Linked DNA regions of Homo sapiens: region 2 is linked to region 1. The links are chromatin loops, found by intact Hi-C in ENCODE. Cell type or tissue: heart left ventricle. All regions are shown on one strand.

Region 1 (8,000 bases):
GGCAGCCCTCGGTCCCTGGGCCTTGCAGTCCTTCCCAGCCTGGTGTTGGTCCCGCTGCACACCACTCCTAAGGCCGTAGAGAAGGAGCTGAACGCCCTCTACGATGTGTTTCTGGAGGTCTCCCAGCACTGGCAGAGCAAGGTAGGCCTGGGCAGTTTGTACAGGAGGGACAAGGATAGGGTGGCCCAGCGGCCAGCCTGATGGCTGCTGTGTCTCTAGGACGTGATCCTGCTTGGGGACTTCAATGCTGACTGCGCTTCACTGACCAAAAAGCGCCTGGACAAGCTGGAGCTGCGGACTGAGCCAGGCTTCCACTGGGTGATTGCCGATGGGGAGGACACCACAGTGCGGGCCAGCACCCACTGCACCTATGACCGCGTCGTGCTGCACGGGGAGCGCTGCCGGAGTCTGCTGCACACTGCGGCTGCCTTTGACTTCCCCACGAGCTTCCAGCTCACCGAGGAGGAGGTGAAGGGATGGGGCTGGCATGAGGAGGGAGGGCAGCAGCAGGGTCACAGGGAAGCCCCTCGGCCCCGGGCACTGACACTGCCCCACCACCCATTCCCAGGCCCTCAACATCAGTGACCACTACCCCGTGGAGGTGGAGCTGAAGCTGAGCCAGGCGCACAGCGTCCAGCCTCTCAGCCTCACTGTTCTGTTGCTGCTATCACTCCTGTCCCCTCAGCTGTGCCCTGCTGCCTGAGCGTCCCCCTACCCCCCCAGGGCCTGCTGCCTTTTGGGACTTAAACCCCAGCCTCCCCCGTCCATCCAGCCCTGGGGCTGGGGGGCTTCAACTATAGTTGCCCTGTGACTGTAGTCCACCCCTGCCTGCCTTGTTTGATTTGGCTCTTGTTCTTTGGTTGGGCTTGTGCCTAGATTAGGAGAGGAAGCCAGGGGCCCTGCACTCATGCCACCTGCCAGGTAGTGTAGTATCAGGAGTGGAGACAAAGTGGGCTCTGGGTTGGGGTAGGGGAAGGGAGGGTTCAGAAAGAGGAATGAAGATGTTGTATGACAAGAAGGAAAGTTACTGAGAACAAAAACCCAGATTGGTGAGATAGGACACTTGTGCAGCAGATATGCCAATGGGCCATGTTTATTGTGGATTGGTAAGAATCACCAGGAAACCATTAAGCCCCAATAGCTACAAGGAGGGTGGTTAATCTGCTATATCAAACTCCTTCCCTGAAACCAGCAAACACCGGGAAACATTTTGGCTCATTATAATCCGGTGAACAATGCAGTCAGGCCTGTTATAACCGCTGAGCAGCCACACTCGCACCTCCTGGGTGCTGTAGTCTGTGTTGGTACAGGCTTCTGCATGCCTGGTAAAGTCCAGCCAAGGCTGGTCAAGGCAACATCTCCACACAGAAAATCTGCACCAGTTATGTAAGCTAAAAAGCTGTGTGAACCCAGGTGTCCCGGAAAGGGGCTGCAGGACACAGCAAAATGCCAGCAGCATGCCGGACCCCTCCCTTCCATCCTCCTCTCCAAAGAAGAGAGGTCAGGAAAAACACTGGCTGGGACGCTAGAAGGGTCATGTGTTAACTATAATCACATTTATGGTTTGGAACCATCACCCCAAGGTAAAAAAAAAATAAAAGGTATTCCCAGGTATGTTTGGCAAAATAAAATAAAGGTAATTAAAAACCTAAGAAATGGCTGTAAACTGAGATTACAAAAAACCAGAGGCCTTTTGGGAGCCACAGGCTGGGGGCTGGGGCCAACATACCCCAGCTCTGGGACCAAAAGCCTTTGGAGTCCTGTCCCTGGATACAGATGCTCAGGCCACCCACCTAGCACTCCTCTCATTTTTGCTGCTCCCCCAAAAGCCAGCGCTGTTCTACAATAGTTCAGGTCAGACATCTAAGATCCCCAGGCCAAACCATGCCACACACGTGTCTGTTCCGAGGTCTTGTTACAAATGACCAAAGGTTAGCCTAGACCTTTGGTCAGGTGGTGAAGGCCCTGGGAATGCAGGTTCTAGAAGGGGTGGGGGCATGGGGCCCAGGAGGTTGCTAGAGATAGGAAATGGGGCAAATCGCAGGTGACCTCAGCAGTACCTGGATGATTCCCACCAAGGAGGAATGGCCAAACCAGATGGGTGAGAACAAGCCCAATGTGATGCACACCTACCCTTGCTAAATAAACGCTGCTGGTCAGCCTCTAGCCCACAAGCCCCTCTTGGTCCGCATGTGTTGTAATAAGCAACACAACTGTAGGCTGACCCCAGCCTGGGATTGCAAGGCTTTGCTGCAGCTGTGCTTCATGAAAAGCACTTCAGTGTTTTTCAACCTACTGCCTAGGACCTGGGGAGGTCCAAGTCAAGCTCCAGAGTAGACAACTGACATAAGGCCACCAGTCCCAGCCCTTTGCAGGGTTTGCTGCCTCATGAGCAGGGCTGAGTTGTCAACCTGTTTCTGAAGTGAAAGGGCAATGACCCAAAGGTTCCCAGAGGAAGTTCCTTCCCCGTCAAGAATGTAGATACAAAGACATAGGTGGACAGGAAGTAGAATTTATTGGTGAGTATTAAGAGGGGGGCAGCACATTGGAAGCCCTCATGAGTGCAGGGCCCGCCACTTGTCCAGAGGGCCACGACTGGGGATGTACTTGACCCCACAGCCATCTGGGATGAGCCGCTTTTCAGCCACCATGTCTTCAAATTCATCAGCATTGAACTTGGTGAAGCCCCACTTCTTTGAGATGTGGATCTAAGGAGCAATGGAAAGAACTGAGTCAGGAGGCCTGGGGCAAAGGTGGGAGAAGGGGGCTGCAGCACTACATACCTTCTGGCGGCCAGGAAACTTGAACTTGGCCCTGCGCAGGGCCTCAATCACATGCTCCTTGTTCTGCAGCTTGGTGCGGATGGACATGATAACTTGGCCAATGTGAACCCTGGCCACAGTGCCCTGGGGCTTTCCAAAGGCACCTCGCATGCCTGTTTGGAGCCTACATTGGGGTAGTGCAAGGTCAGAAACATGAACATCCACCTGAAAGGCCTGTCTCCAAGGTCCCTTAGAGCAACCCATACAACCAACAGGCTGCGTACACTACCAAGGAAGCTGCTGTGTGCAGCCATCGCACACTGGGTCCCCATGAGGAAAGGAACTCAGTCGGCTTAATTGGCTGCGGAGCATCCCAAGAACCACTGAAAAGGCGCCACTGGGCTCCTCTGCCAGCTTCAGCTACCTGCTGGCAAGATGGTTGTCATTCAGCTAAAAGCAAGAAGAGCTACTCCCATCACCAGTGTTTCCCCTAACCTGTGGGGAAGAGCTTGCTAAGACTTACTCATGCTTTGTTTGTATCTGCAGGAAGGGGTCCTGAGTGACCACTGAAAGTCACTTGCCAGCCTGGCTTTTCTAGTAGCCATAGTGGCTGAGTCACTGGGGCCACCTCTATGCTCTGATAAAATAATGCAAGCCTAATAATGTAGAGACTCCAACTGCCTTAAAAGGCCCAGACCAAGCTCACCTGTCAGCCCCAGCACAGGACAACATCTTGTTGATGCGGATGACGTGGAAGGGGTGGAGCCGCACCCGGATATGGAAGCCATCTTTGCCACAACTTTTTACCATGTACTTATTGGCACAAATTCGGGCAGCCTCCAGGGCTAGGTAGGGAGAAGAAAAGCAGCAAAGTGAGAGAAGATAATAGAGAAACATTCACCACGACTATCTCCAGCTCAGGGGAACTGTGTTGGCTGAGTTTTGTAAGGCTCATGTTTCATCAACTCCCAATTCCAGTGCAGTGTATGTGGGTGGGGTTGAGGGAGCACGGAGGAAGGACTGGGGGGTGACGAACAAAGAATCCTGCCTTACCTTCAGAGGACAGCTGCTCATATTCATCTGACACCATGTGGCCACAAAGCGGAAACTCATCCACTTTTGCCTTTTTCCGCCCCAGGTCAAAAATGCGAATCTTGGCATCTAAAAGGATTGGGTAAGTGTGCAGGGGGTGTCACAGACGGACGCGGAGTCCGCAGAGCCAACCAGTGCAGGGGCTCTTCCACTACTTACCAGGGACACCTCGGCAGAAGCGAGACTTTGGGTACGGCTTGTTCTTACAATACCGGTAACTGCAGGGGAGTGAAAAAACACAGGTTAGGTGAGGTTCACAGAAAGCCCAACAGGCACTTTGCCCCTCAAGGAACAACCCAAACGAGGGACGGGAAAAGGGTGGGGAATGCACGTCCACTTCTAAACCGTTTCCATTCGGGGAAATAAACTACAAAGCAACAGTTGGCTGCTGCAACACAGACAACACCCAAGACTAGAAACAACAGACACCATCTTCCGTTACTTTGTCTTACGCTTCCTATAAACACTTTGCAACAAACTTTCCTAGTTAAAAATTCTCTCTTCAAGACACTGCGTACTACAAAATCGCCGCATTATCATTGCACAGCTCAGGTCACCCAATTTAAGACTTTCGGGCACGTGGCACTAAATCCACCTCCAAGCCGAGTGGAAATGCGTCTGGCGCCCCCTGTAGGACACAGGAGGCGGCCGCACCCGTTTTTCCCGGACTGCCCTTCACGTCCGACAACGCACGCGGCACGTCGCCCGGAAATAAGACAGAGAACGCACACAAAGGCCCCAAGAGCGTATCTAGCGCCCGAAAATGCGGTGAGCTTGCAGGACACAGGCAGAGATACGAGGGAACCGTCGCTTCCACACCGACACGGGAACGAAGGAACAGACAGTAATATTGCAGACTAAAAAATAGCCGGGAGGTGTAAAACATAGGGTCAGTTCCCAAGACAGGGCCGCCGCACGGGGGAGGCTCCACCCCACAATTGTTTTCAGCGGCCATAGGCACTTCTTTCCCCGCCCGTTTCCCAGCAGTGAAAGTACACGGATTCAAGACTCACCAACGGGCGGGGCGGCGGCCCATGGCGACACCAGGATCTTCAGTGGCTGCAACGAAAAAGAGAGAGTCGGAACGGAAGACGAGAACAGACCTAAAAGGTGTGAGAACCAGCAACGGCACCGCAAGAGACGACAACTGCGCTTACTCACCACACCGAAGGGAAAGAGGCGCTCCTCCGCCTGCGCATGGCTTATATAGGCGGTCTGTCTGCGCGCGTAAGAACCATAGAGTCCTGTCGAAGACGGGTGGACGCTCTGTCAGACGTCATGACCATAGACGCAGCCGCTCTTGGCGCTTGCGCCCGGGCGTAGCCCAGCACATGCGCAGATCAGAGAGGTGACCGGGTACCAGGGCCGCGGGCGGCCAGCTGACGAATGGGGCTTCGCCACATGGTCGCGAGAAGCCCGCTTCCGGCTGGCCATCTTGGGCGTAGAACTCTTGCCCTAGGCTTTGCCGTTAACTGTGACAGACGTATATTTCTGAGAGTGGAAAAAAGGAAAGTACCCTAGGTGGGCCTCCCGGCGACCGCGAGAGTGTCCCTGAGCTTGCACGGGTCTCGGACACGCGCTCCGTGCCTCCTTCTAGGCTAGAGGCCCCGGCGGTGAAGCGCCATACGGGGATCTGGGCCCGCGTTCCTTTGTCAACCCGGGAGGCCGGAGGGGGAGACCCATTCCCCTACCGGAGAGGCTGGACCAGGCCTTGCTGGGAGCCATGCCCCGTATCCCCGTTTCCTGGAGACCCAGGGTTCGCACATTGCCGCGGGGAAGAGGTCGAGGAGAAATCTCCACGGAGACTCATGGCCTGGGAAACCCCGGGGCATCTCTAGCCCCGCTCCGCCCACCCTGACCCGCACCGTCCCGACCAGCTGCGTCTCGGGCGCCGCCTCCCATGAGCCGCTCTCGCCTGGGCACCGCCCCACCTCGCCCTTCCCACTCCACTGTGCTCAAGAGTCCCTCCGGGTGCGTCTGGGGGTCGTGGGGAAGCAGGGCCGCCCCCACCCGCCCACGGGGCAGCATCCGGGGAGAGGTGCGCAGAGCAGGCGGGCGTCCTGGGGGAAGTGGCATCTGGAGGTATCTGTCCACCATTCTGCAGGTGGGGCGCGGTGGGGTAACAAAGTCTTCCCGTCCTTTGACAGGAAGGACGGGAGGAAATCCTGCTCGAGCGCACCTGTTTTCCAGGATGATATGTCGCTTTTATAAATGGCTGCAGGTCCCTTTGAGAAAAGCTTGGGACGATTTCTGGGGTGCACTTGCAGCAGTGGTGCAAGGTCCTTCCCAGGGGAACCTAGCCTCCCTTTCCATCATGGGACTCTGGATGCCGGCGGTGACTTAGGTCTGGAAACTGGGTTCGAGGCTGTAACACCACTGGGGCAGTACAAGTCAGGAATTGCGGCGGAGTGCCGTGGCTCACGCCTGTGATCTCAGCACTTTGAGGGGCGGAGGTGGGCGGATCACTTGAGCCCAGGAATTTGAGACCTGGACAACATGGCGAAAAACCGCCTCTACAAAAATTAAAAACTAAAAATTGGCTGGGCGCAGTGGCTCACGCCTGTAATTCCAGCACTTTGGGAGGCCGAGGCGGGCGGATCATGAGGTCAGCAGATCGAGACCAGCCTGGCCAACATGGTGAAACCCCGTCTCTACTAAAAATACAAAAATTAGCTGGGCATGCTGGCTGGTGCCTGTAATCCCAGCTGCTTCGGAGGCTGAGGCAGGAGAATCGCTTGAACCCGGGAGGCGGAGGTTGCAGTGAGCCGAGACCACGCCATTGCACTCCAGCCTGGGTGACAGAGCGAGACTCCGTCTCAGAAAAAAAAAAAAAAAAAAAAAAATATATATATATATATATATTTAAAAATTAGCCAGGCGTGGCGGCACACTCTAATCCCAGCTGAGGTGGGAGGATCGCTTGAGCTCAGGACGCAGAGATTGCAGTGAGCTGAGATCACACCACTGTACTCCAGCCTGGGCGACAGAGCAAGACTGTCTCAAAAAAATTCGTGTATGGCCGGGCGCTGTGGCTCACGCCTGTAATCCGAGCGCTTTGGGAGGCCGAGGCGGGCGGATTACCTGAGGTCAGGAGTTCAAGGCCAACCTGGCCAACATGGTGAAACCCTGTCTACTAAAAATACAAAAATGAGCCGGGTGTGGTGGCACACACCTGTAATACTAGCTACTTGGGAGGCTGAGGCAGGAGAATTGCTTGAGCCCGGAAGACAGAGGTTGCAGTGAGCCGAGATCATGCCACTGCACTCCAGCCTAGTCTACAGAGAGAAACTATCTCAGAAAAAAAAAAAAAAATCTGCCTACAGGGCGGGTGCAGTGGCTCACGCCTATAATCCCAGCACTTTGGGAGGCTGAGGTGGGTGGATCAATTGAGGTCAGGAGTTGGAGACCAGCCTGGCCAACAGGGTGAAACCACGTCTCTACTAAAAATATAAAAAAATTAGCTGGGCATGGTGGCGCATGCCTGTAATCTCAGCTACTCGGGAGGCTGAGGCAGGAGAATCTGGCTTGAACCTGGGAGGTGGAGGTTTGAGTGAGCCAAGATCACACCACTGCACTCCAGCCTGGGACCACAGAGCAAGACTCATCTGTCTCAGAAAAAAAAGAAAAAAGAAATTGCACCTACAGTCTCCTCACTCTCTAGTGGGCGTTAAAATGAGCTTTCTGTAGCCAGTTTGGGCAGACGGAGGATACAGCCTAATCCTGGGTGCCCTAGTAGGTCGTGCAGGCTGTTCTCTGCACAAGGACATCTTCCTGGGGAGCGAGAGGGCTGAAATCCCTCCCGTGTCCTCGCCTCCAGCCGAGTACCTGCCCCGAGAGCAGAGTGCCTCTTGCTGATCCGCACATAAGCCTGCAGGGGTGGGTGGGGGCCCTGGAGCCCAGACAGGCACCAAGGAATCTTGCAGCCCTACAAGGTGAGGACGGGGGAACTGTCGGAGTTCCACCTGTTGGCTCCTCTCCCTCCTGACCTTCCCACGGGAATCCTTCCAACTGTTGGCTCAAAGAAATTGAAGTGGGTTTCTCCATTGCTACCCTCGCCATCTAGGACTCCACTGTCTTTTTTTTTTTTTTTTTTTTTTTTCTGAGATGGAGTTTCGCTCTTGTTGCCCAGGCTGGAGTGCCATGGCA
Region 2 (8,000 bases), 80 kb before region 1:
TGGATCAGCTGGTGTCCCATGTGAGCCTCACCAGCTCCAATAGATCTGCCCGGGCCTGGTACTCCCAGGAGTAGATGCAGCAGAGGTGGCCAGCCTTGAGCCTCCCAGCCCTGAAAAGCCTTCAGGAGAGATGAGAGACACACAGCAACTGCCCTGTCCTCCTCCAGGGCCCAGCTGGAGCGGCCTGCATACACCTTCAGGGCCCCACTGAATGGCCGGCAGTCCTCATTCCTCACCCTCTTCTGCCTTTGCTCTCCCGCTGTTTCCACCACTTGCTCCTACTCAGGCTCTCTTGCTGGTTCTTCACACACACCCCACCCCTCAATGTTGGTGCCCCAGGGCTCTGTCCCTGAGCCCCTTCTCTTCCCTCTGTATCACTCCTCGGGGAGCTCATCCAGCTTGCTTTCTATTTCTGTGCCTCACTGCCATGTCTATGTCTCATCCCGGCCCTCTCTCCTGAGCTCCAGCCCATGTCTTCCAGACAGCGCCTGACTTTGCTGCAGACGACACCCTGCTCATCACTGAGTGCCCCCTTGTGTCCCAGGTGCTGGCAACCCTGAGACTGGAAGACACAGTCCCTTCCCTCTTGGCACTCACGTCCAGCACTGGCCGGCTCCTCAGCACACACGTGTTCTCCACGGCCCGGCTGGAGGACTGGCAATGCCACTCAGCCAGGCTTCTGAGGGAGCAGGAGGCCATCTTTGCCTCTCCCAACTAGCCATTCTCCATAGGCAATCAGGCAAGAATATTTTTGGAAGCATCCAGGGCAGCTGCTACTGTATCCTTTCCTCCTCTGACCACACTCACCCCCAGCCCCTCATCAGGCAGCTGGCAGGGTCAGGCTGCCCCACTGTTGAGGACGCTCAGTTTGATCACGTGATCCAGGTGGCTGCTGCCAGATCTCTCCCCTGTAAAGACGCAGTTTCCCTTCCTGATTCACAAGTAATTTGGGGTAATATTTGGGGACTTTGTGAATATCCTGTCCCCAACAACCTTTCAGCTAATGCTTTTGCCATCCAGCGACAATTCCTTGCCTGAATCGATTTTTTTTTTTTTTTGTGAGACGGAGCCTCACTCTGTCACCCAGGCTGGAGTGCAATGGCGTGGTCTCGGCTCACTGCAATCTCTGCCTCCTGGGTTCAAGAGATTCTCCCGCCTCAGCCTCCTGAGTAGCTGAGACTACAGATGCATGCCACCACAGCCGGCTAATTTTTTTTGTACTTTTAGTAGAGATGGGATTTCACTGTGTTGGCCAGGCTGGTCTCAAACTCCTGACCTCGCAATCCACTCGCCTCGGCCTCCCAAAGTGCTGGAATTACAGGCGTGAGCCACTACACCTGGCCATCCTGAATCAATTATTAAGTTAATAACAATTAATTATTACATTGGTGGTTGCAAAGATGGTAATTTTCTGATAGTTTTTTCTACAGCTATTACTTGCCATTTCCCTATAAAAACCTTTCCTTTATCTCTGCTTTCTTTCCTGAATATCATGGACTTTTTTGTTTGTTTGTTTGATTGAGACAGAGTCTCAGTCTGTTACTTGTGCAGAGTGCAGTGGCTAGATCATAGCTCACTGTAGCCTTGACTTCCTGGGCTCAAGCAATCCTCCTGCGTCAGCCTCTCTGGTAGCTGGGACCGCAGGCACACACTGTCACAGCCGGCTAATTTTTTTTTTTTTTTTTTTGAGACAGAGTTTTGCTCTTGTTGCCCAGGCTGGAGTGCAATGGTGCGATCTGGGCTCACCACAACCTCCACCTCCCGGGTTCAAGCCATTCTCCTGTCTCAGCCTCCCAAATAGCTGGGATAACAAGCTCCTGCCACCACAACTGGCTAATTTTTGTATTTTTAGTAGAGATGGGGTTTCACCATGTTGGTCAGGCTGGTCTGGAACTCCTGACCTCAAGTGATCTGCCTGCCTTGGCCTCCCAAAGTGCTGGGATTACAGGCATGAGCCACTGCGCCCAGCCCCATGCAATTTAAATTAGAAATTAAAAAGTCATTCTGCGGTGTGGTGAATAGGTTGTAGAGGGGAAAGTGTAAAAGAGAATCAGCCAGGAAGCTGTTGAGGGAGGTCAAGGAAAGATGCTGGCTTCCACAGCAGACTAGCAGTGGAGAGCGAGAAGTGGGCTGATGTGGAACCTATTTCAGAGGGAAACCCAACAGGATTTGCTGATATAGTTCAGTGTTTAATCCTTCCTTATGACTGCAAAGGAGGAAAATAGGTTGTCCAAACATGACAAACACTGTTGGAAATTTTATGTCACTTTATTTATTCATTTTTTATTTTTATTATTTTTCTTTTTGAGACAGTCTCCCTCTGTCGCCCAGGCTGGAGTGCAGTGGCGTGATGTCGGCTCACCACAACCTCCACCTCCCGGGTTCAAGTGATTCTTCTGTCCCAGCCTCCCGAATAGCTGGGACTACAGGCGCACACCACGACACGCAGCTAATTTTTGTTATTTTTAGTAGGGCCGGGGGTTTCACCATGTTGGCCAGGATGGTGTTGAACTCCTGACTTCAAGTGATCCACCCGCCTCGGCCTCCCAAAGTACTGGGATTATAGGCGTGAGCCACCGTGCCCGGACTGATGTCACTTTAAATACTTTTTTTTTTATTGTAAATGTCATAAAAGACCACTTCGGAAAAATTGGAGGGAAAACACAAAAAGGAAATTAAAGTCACCCACCATACTATTAGCAGAGATCATGAGGATTTACCTGACGCTGTATTGTTCTAGGATTTCTCTACATATGTACAGTAAGAGACTAAGTTGGCATTTTCTTTTATTTTTTGAGGCGGGGTCTGGCTCTATCAACCAGGCTGGAGTGCGGTGGGGCGATCACGGCTAACTGCAGCCTCTGCCTCCCGGGCTCAGGCTGTCCTCCCATCTCAGCCTCCCTAGTAGCTGGGACCACAGGTGTGCACCATCACACCCAGCTAATTTTTGTATTTTTTGTAGAGGCAGGGTTTCACTATGTTGCCCAGGCTGGTGTCGAACTCCCGGGCTCAAGCAATCAACCCTCCTCAGCCTCCAAGAAGCTATGACTACAGGCACGCTCCACCACTCCCAGCTAACTTTTAAAATTTATTTTTGTATTTTTTGTAGAGACGGGGTCTCACTATGTTGCCTGTGTTTGTCTTGAACTCCTGGGCTCAAGTGATCCTCCTCCCTTGGCCTTCCAAAGTGCTGGGATTCCAAGCGGGGGCCACTTTGCCTGGCCTAAACTGGCATTTTCATACTCATAGTTGTGCAGTCTGATTTTTCACGTTATATTAGACCTAGACCCACCGCCAGTACTTTCATTCAAGGCCCTGTCATTTTTCGCCTCCGTGCAGGCCTCCTGCTGACAGGCTCCCCCGCTCTGCACAGCCCACCCGCTCTAAAATGCTTCCTCTAAAATGCACATCCGATGCTTCACAGTCCATGGTGAAGCCCCGTTGGTTGGGCACTGGGGTTGAGGGCAAGAGCAGTATCCTTGGGGGTTACCCGACCCGGCCACCCTCCCTCTGCGAATCGCAACATGGACGTTGTGCCACATCTCCTGGGGCTCTTGGGTCCAGGTAAGAAACGGGGCGGGAAGCCGTCCAGGCACCGCAGGGCCTCACTGGGGCCTCCAGGGACAAGGGGGAAGGCCCCGCCAGCGCAGGCGCGCTAAGGTCACAAGGCGCGCTTAGGGGCGGAGCCTCGCGGGGTGCGCCTCTGGGATAGGCGACCACGGTGTCTTCAAAAGCCCCGTCAGGGTTGGCTTCCTGGGGCCGGACCGACTGTGGGTCAGTTTGCACCAGCGCTCTGGAATCGAGTTACGCGCGAAAGGGCAGAGTTTCTGGAGGAAACCGCAGCCTCTCAACCGCTGACCGGGTCTCAGAAGGCCCCCGGCAGGGCCGCTTGGCGGGAACTGACCACGCGCCAGTCAGGCTCTCCAGGGACCTGCGCAGGCGCGTGTGGGCGGAGTCGTGCGCAGGGGGCGGGGCTTCGGGAAGGAGCCACAGAGAGGGCGGGGCGTAGGACCTGCGCTTCGGGGGTGGAGTCGGAGCGGCGCGGCGGCGGTCATGCGGGACGCGGATGCAGACGCAGGCGGAGGCGCTGACGGCGGGGATGGCCGGGGTGGCCACAGCTGCCGCGGGGGCGTGGACACAGCCGCAGCTCCGGCCGGTGGAGCTCCCCCAGCGCACGCGCCAGGTCCGGGCAGAGACGCCGCGTCTGCGGCCAGGGGGTCACGAATGCGGCCGCACATATTGTATCCTTTCCGAGCTGGGGGCTGCTTGCGGCGGAGCGAGGGCTGGACTCGGGGAGAAGGAAAGGAGGGCGGGCGGGGGGCCGACGGAAAGGGTAGCAGGGGGGGACCGGGGCTGGCGTATACGGTCAGAGGTGGTCGGAGGAGGGGAAGACATTGAAATGGAGGGAGAAGCTCTGCTAACGGTGGCCTGGGCGAGGTAAGGAGTGAAGGGGGTGACACTAGGCAGGGTGACCTGAGAGGGGGCTTCAGAGGAGCAAGAAGGCCTGAGACATAGGCAAGATCGTATCAGATGGCACCTTAACCGAATGACCCCCAGCACCCTCAGCGTGCCTTTCCCGACCCCCTTGGAGGCGGAAATCGCCCATGGGTCCCTGGCACCAGATGCCGAGCCCCACCAAAGGGTGGTTGGGAAGGATCTCACAGTGAGTGGCAGGATCCTGGTCGTGTAAGTTCTGAAAGGGACGGGGTTGGGGGAGGCGGCCCATGGAGACATGGGGGACATCCAAGGATGAGCCCTAAGGAGCGCCAGGTGCGCTGGGCCGGTCTCTGCCTGAGGGGCTGTGTAATGGCAGGGCTCCCAAGGGTTTGCTATATTGGGTGCCTGAGGGGCAGAGCGAGGGACCAGGAGTTGCCACCTCCAATTTGATTTTCTTTTCCCCTCACTTTTAGCCGCTGGAAAGCTGAAGACTGTCGCCTGCTCCGAATTTCCGTCATCAACTTTCTTGACCAGCTTTCCCTGGTGGTGCGGACCATGCAGCGCTTTGGGCCCCCCGTTTCCCGCTAAGCCTGGCCTGGGCAAATGGAGCGAGGTCCCACTTTGCGTCTCCTTGTAGGCAGTGCGTCCATCCTTCCCTAGGGCAGGAATTCCCACAGTTGCTACTTTCCTGGGAGGGCCTCATGTTTTATCTGGTTCTTAAATGTTTGTTACTACAGAAAATAAAACTGCGCTACTATTCCAAGTCTGAGTTTATTTGCAGCTGGGGCACCTCCCAATATTCTTGTTGTGCTTGGGTTGCTGGGGGGGGGGTTCTAGAATTCAGATATTCAAGGAGTACAAGGAAATTGAAGACAATTTAGGAAATGGAAGAAAATGAAAATCAATTGGGTTCTGTCATTCAGGATTAACTACTGTCAACATTTTGGAATACTTCCTCAGTTTTACAGTTGCACTTACATAGTAAATGTGTAACTGTAATATACACCACATAATATTTGCAAGTTTAGTGTTAAATTTTTTTCCTGATTTTTAAATCTAACATGAGCTTTTTTCCTCTAACGATCAGTGAAGAAAGTGCTGGGGCAATTGACTAGTGTCTGGGGCAAGGAGTTGGCTCCCTGGAAAATACAGTGTCTCCAGCCTTAGGGCTCTTTTATAGATTCTATCAGATTTTCTGAGAGTGAAAAGGAAGAGGTACAACTGCTTTTATTCTCAGAAAACAAGGAAATGGTTTGATCCTTTTGAGTCTTGCTTTGAAGATGTGCTGTGTGGGACCAGAGCAGCTCTTAACTGTAGGCTTGTTTCCCTCTATGGAGGCAACAAACACCATTCTGGGCACCCTGGCCAGTGCTGCCTAGGTGAACATGAGCTTCTCTATCCTGGTGGGTGGGGACAGCTGCTAGTCCCTGTCCTGCTTGCACACTGGAGTTACCGTTCATCCTCTCCTGCTGGGGTGATGGCCTTCCCTGGTCTTGGGTAGCTTCCTCACACGCCTGTGCTCACCAGTAGTCGTAGTCCGCTGCACACTGGAACGGGAGCCTCTGTGGATATCCAGGGTTCTTTCCCTGTGCAGCTCTCTTCTCTCTGGTTCTCCGCCCTGCAAACTCCAGCTGCTGGGACGCTCTGAATCAGTTTCAACTCCTAAAGTCCGGGTGTCTGCCAGGCTCCACCAGGAAACTCCACACAGGACACTGGGCCAGTCGCATGGCTTACCTTGTTTCCCAGCTCCCACACGTCGCTGTCCCTCACTGGCCCACAGCCAGTTTTTTAATACTCTGCATTCCATATATTTTGTCTGGTTTGGCGTGTTCTTTCATTTGGCATGACATATCCAGTCCCTATTACTCCATATGGAGGAACAGTTTCCCTTTGTAGAATCTGGGGAGCTCTGCCAGTGGTGACGGTGGCACTGGCCTTCAGCTTATGAAGATGACACTTTCCTCTCTCCCTCTCTTTTGCTCTCATTCCTTTCTTCCTTTCTTAATATTTTTTAGACATTAATTATTGACGAATAGTTGACAATTTAGATCTTTCACTTTTTTTTTTTTTTTTTGAGACAGTGTTTCACTCTTGTTGCCCAGGCTGGAGTGCAATGGTGCGATCTTGGCTCACCGCAACCTCCACTTCCCGGGTTCAAGTGAATTCTCCTGCCTCAGCCTCCCAAGTAGCTAGAATTACAGGCATGCACCACCACGCCCAGCTAATTTTGTATTTTTAGTAGACACAGGGTTTCTCCATGTTGGTGAGGCTGGTCTCGAACTCCCGACCTCAGGTGGTCCACCCACCTCAGCCTCCCAAAGTGCTGGGATTACAGGCATGAGCCACCGCGCCCAGCCGATCTTTTGTTTTTTAATTATTATTATTTTTTTTGATACAGGGTCTGGCTCTGTCACCTAGGCTGGCACAATCACAGCTCACTGCAGCCTTGTTCCCCAGCACCTCAGCCTCCTGAGTAACTGGGACCACAGGCATGCACCACCATGCCTGGCTAGTTTTTTATTTTTTGTAGAGAGGGGATCTCGCTTTGTTGCCCAGGCTGGTCCTGAACTCCTGGGCTCCAGTGATCTTCCCGCCTGGGCCTCCAAAAGTGCTGGGATGACAAGTGCGAGCCACCACACCTGGCCCCAATTTAGCTCTGTTTCCCTTCCTCTTCCTCTCATGATGCTTCTGGTAGATTCCATCCATTTCTGAGGGATTTCCCCTGAGGTTAAAACTGCCTTGTTTTCCTGTGGCTTAGTTGTCATTATCATATGATGGTAGTATTTTCAACCATCTCCCTTATCCTCTGTCCTCTGTCCAGATGGTTCTGTCTGGGCCGACGGCACAGCTGTCATCCCGCAACTTCTCTTTATCCTGGGCTACAATCCAGTCCTGCCTCACACGTCCTTCTCTTTATTATTTTACTCCTTATTTGTGCAGTTGGTTGTTATGTGGACTTGTCTAGTTTTGGTAAACACCTACGGTCCTATAACCACCACCACTGTCTGGCACCGTGGCCCCACAGCTGGACGGCTGGAGCTGGCAGCTTTTAAACCCAACTCAGGTGGCTGTCCAAGCCACCCTATTTAAAATTGCATCTCAAAAAAAAACAAAAACAAAAAAAGAAGAAAGGCCAGGAACAGTGGCTCATGCCTGTAATCCCAGCACTTTGGGAGGCTGAGGCGGGCGGATCACCTGAGGTCGGGAGCTCGAGACCAGCCTGACCAACATGGAGAAACCCTGTGTCTACTAAAAATACAAAATTAGCTGGGCGTGGTGGCACATGCCTGTAATCTCAGCTACTCAGGAGGCTGAGGCAGGAGAATCACTTGAACCCGGGAGGCGGAGGTTGCGGTGAGCCAAGATCATACCATTGCACTCCAGCCTGGGCAACAAGAGTGAAACTCTGTCTCAAAAAAAAAAAAAAAAAAAATTGCATCTCACTTGGCTGGGCACAGTGGCTCACAACTGTAATCCCAGAATTTTGGGAGGCCAAAACAGGAGGATCACTTGAGCCCAGGAGGTTCAAAACCAGCAAGACTCCATCTCTACTAAAGAAAAAA

The links. Hi-C counts contacts between places; a loop is a spot of excess contacts. Peaks named below come from ENCODE experiments on the same cell type or tissue, not always from the same donor. Only the 100,000 strongest peaks of a DNase experiment are listed, where the experiment ranks them.
Region 2: it touches region 1 in a loop (4-fold over the local background); 10 of 110 quality-filtered maps call a loop at or near these places.

What each region holds. Positions count from the first base shown.
Region 1 is chrX:154,395,410-154,403,409 of GRCh38, reverse strand. It overlaps RPL10 (ribosomal protein L10), which reads right to left and starts at 5,033. Exons shown (of 7, transcript NM_006013.5): 1 at 5,016-5,033; 2 at 4,868-4,913; 3 at 4,014-4,072; 4 at 3,816-3,923; 5 at 3,469-3,607; 6 at 2,784-2,946; 7 at 1,078-2,708. The coding sequence starts at 4,890. The coding sequence ends at 2,556. DNASE1L1 (deoxyribonuclease 1 like 1) reads left to right here. Exons shown (of 8, transcript NM_001303620.2): 6 at 29-141; 7 at 220-468; 8 at 569-2,174. The coding sequence ends at 703. It overlaps SNORA70 (small nucleolar RNA, H/ACA box 70), which reads right to left and starts at 3,129; the gene lies at 2,995-3,129. It overlaps LOC124905228 (a long non-coding RNA gene), which reads left to right and starts at 4,568. Exons shown (of 2, transcript XR_007068356.1): 1 at 4,568-5,825. RefSeq lists enhancers at 741-940, 2,399-2,942, 2,943-3,488, 3,489-4,032, 4,033-4,578 and 2 more and silencers at 5,671-5,740, 5,811-5,990. In heart left ventricle, a CTCF peak has its summit at 4,489 (motif pointing left); DNase peaks (open chromatin) are centred at 4,509, 5,179, 5,719 and 6,279; H3K4me3 peaks cover 3,719 bases; H3K27ac peaks cover 3,059 bases.
Region 2 is chrX:154,474,969-154,482,968 of GRCh38, reverse strand. It overlaps PLXNA3 (plexin A3), which reads right to left. Exons shown (of 33, transcript NM_017514.5): 33 at 5,190-8,000. It overlaps LAGE3 (L antigen family member 3), which reads left to right and starts at 3,688. Exons shown (of 3, transcript NM_006014.5): 1 at 3,688-4,241; 2 at 4,558-4,686; 3 at 4,911-5,194. The coding sequence starts at 4,054. The coding sequence ends at 5,025. RefSeq lists enhancers at 919-978, 3,314-3,813 and a silencer at 4,075-4,294. In heart left ventricle, no CTCF peak of the experiment used is centred here; DNase peaks (open chromatin) are centred at 3,658 and 3,998; H3K4me3 peaks cover 1,538 bases; H3K27ac peaks cover 1,005 bases.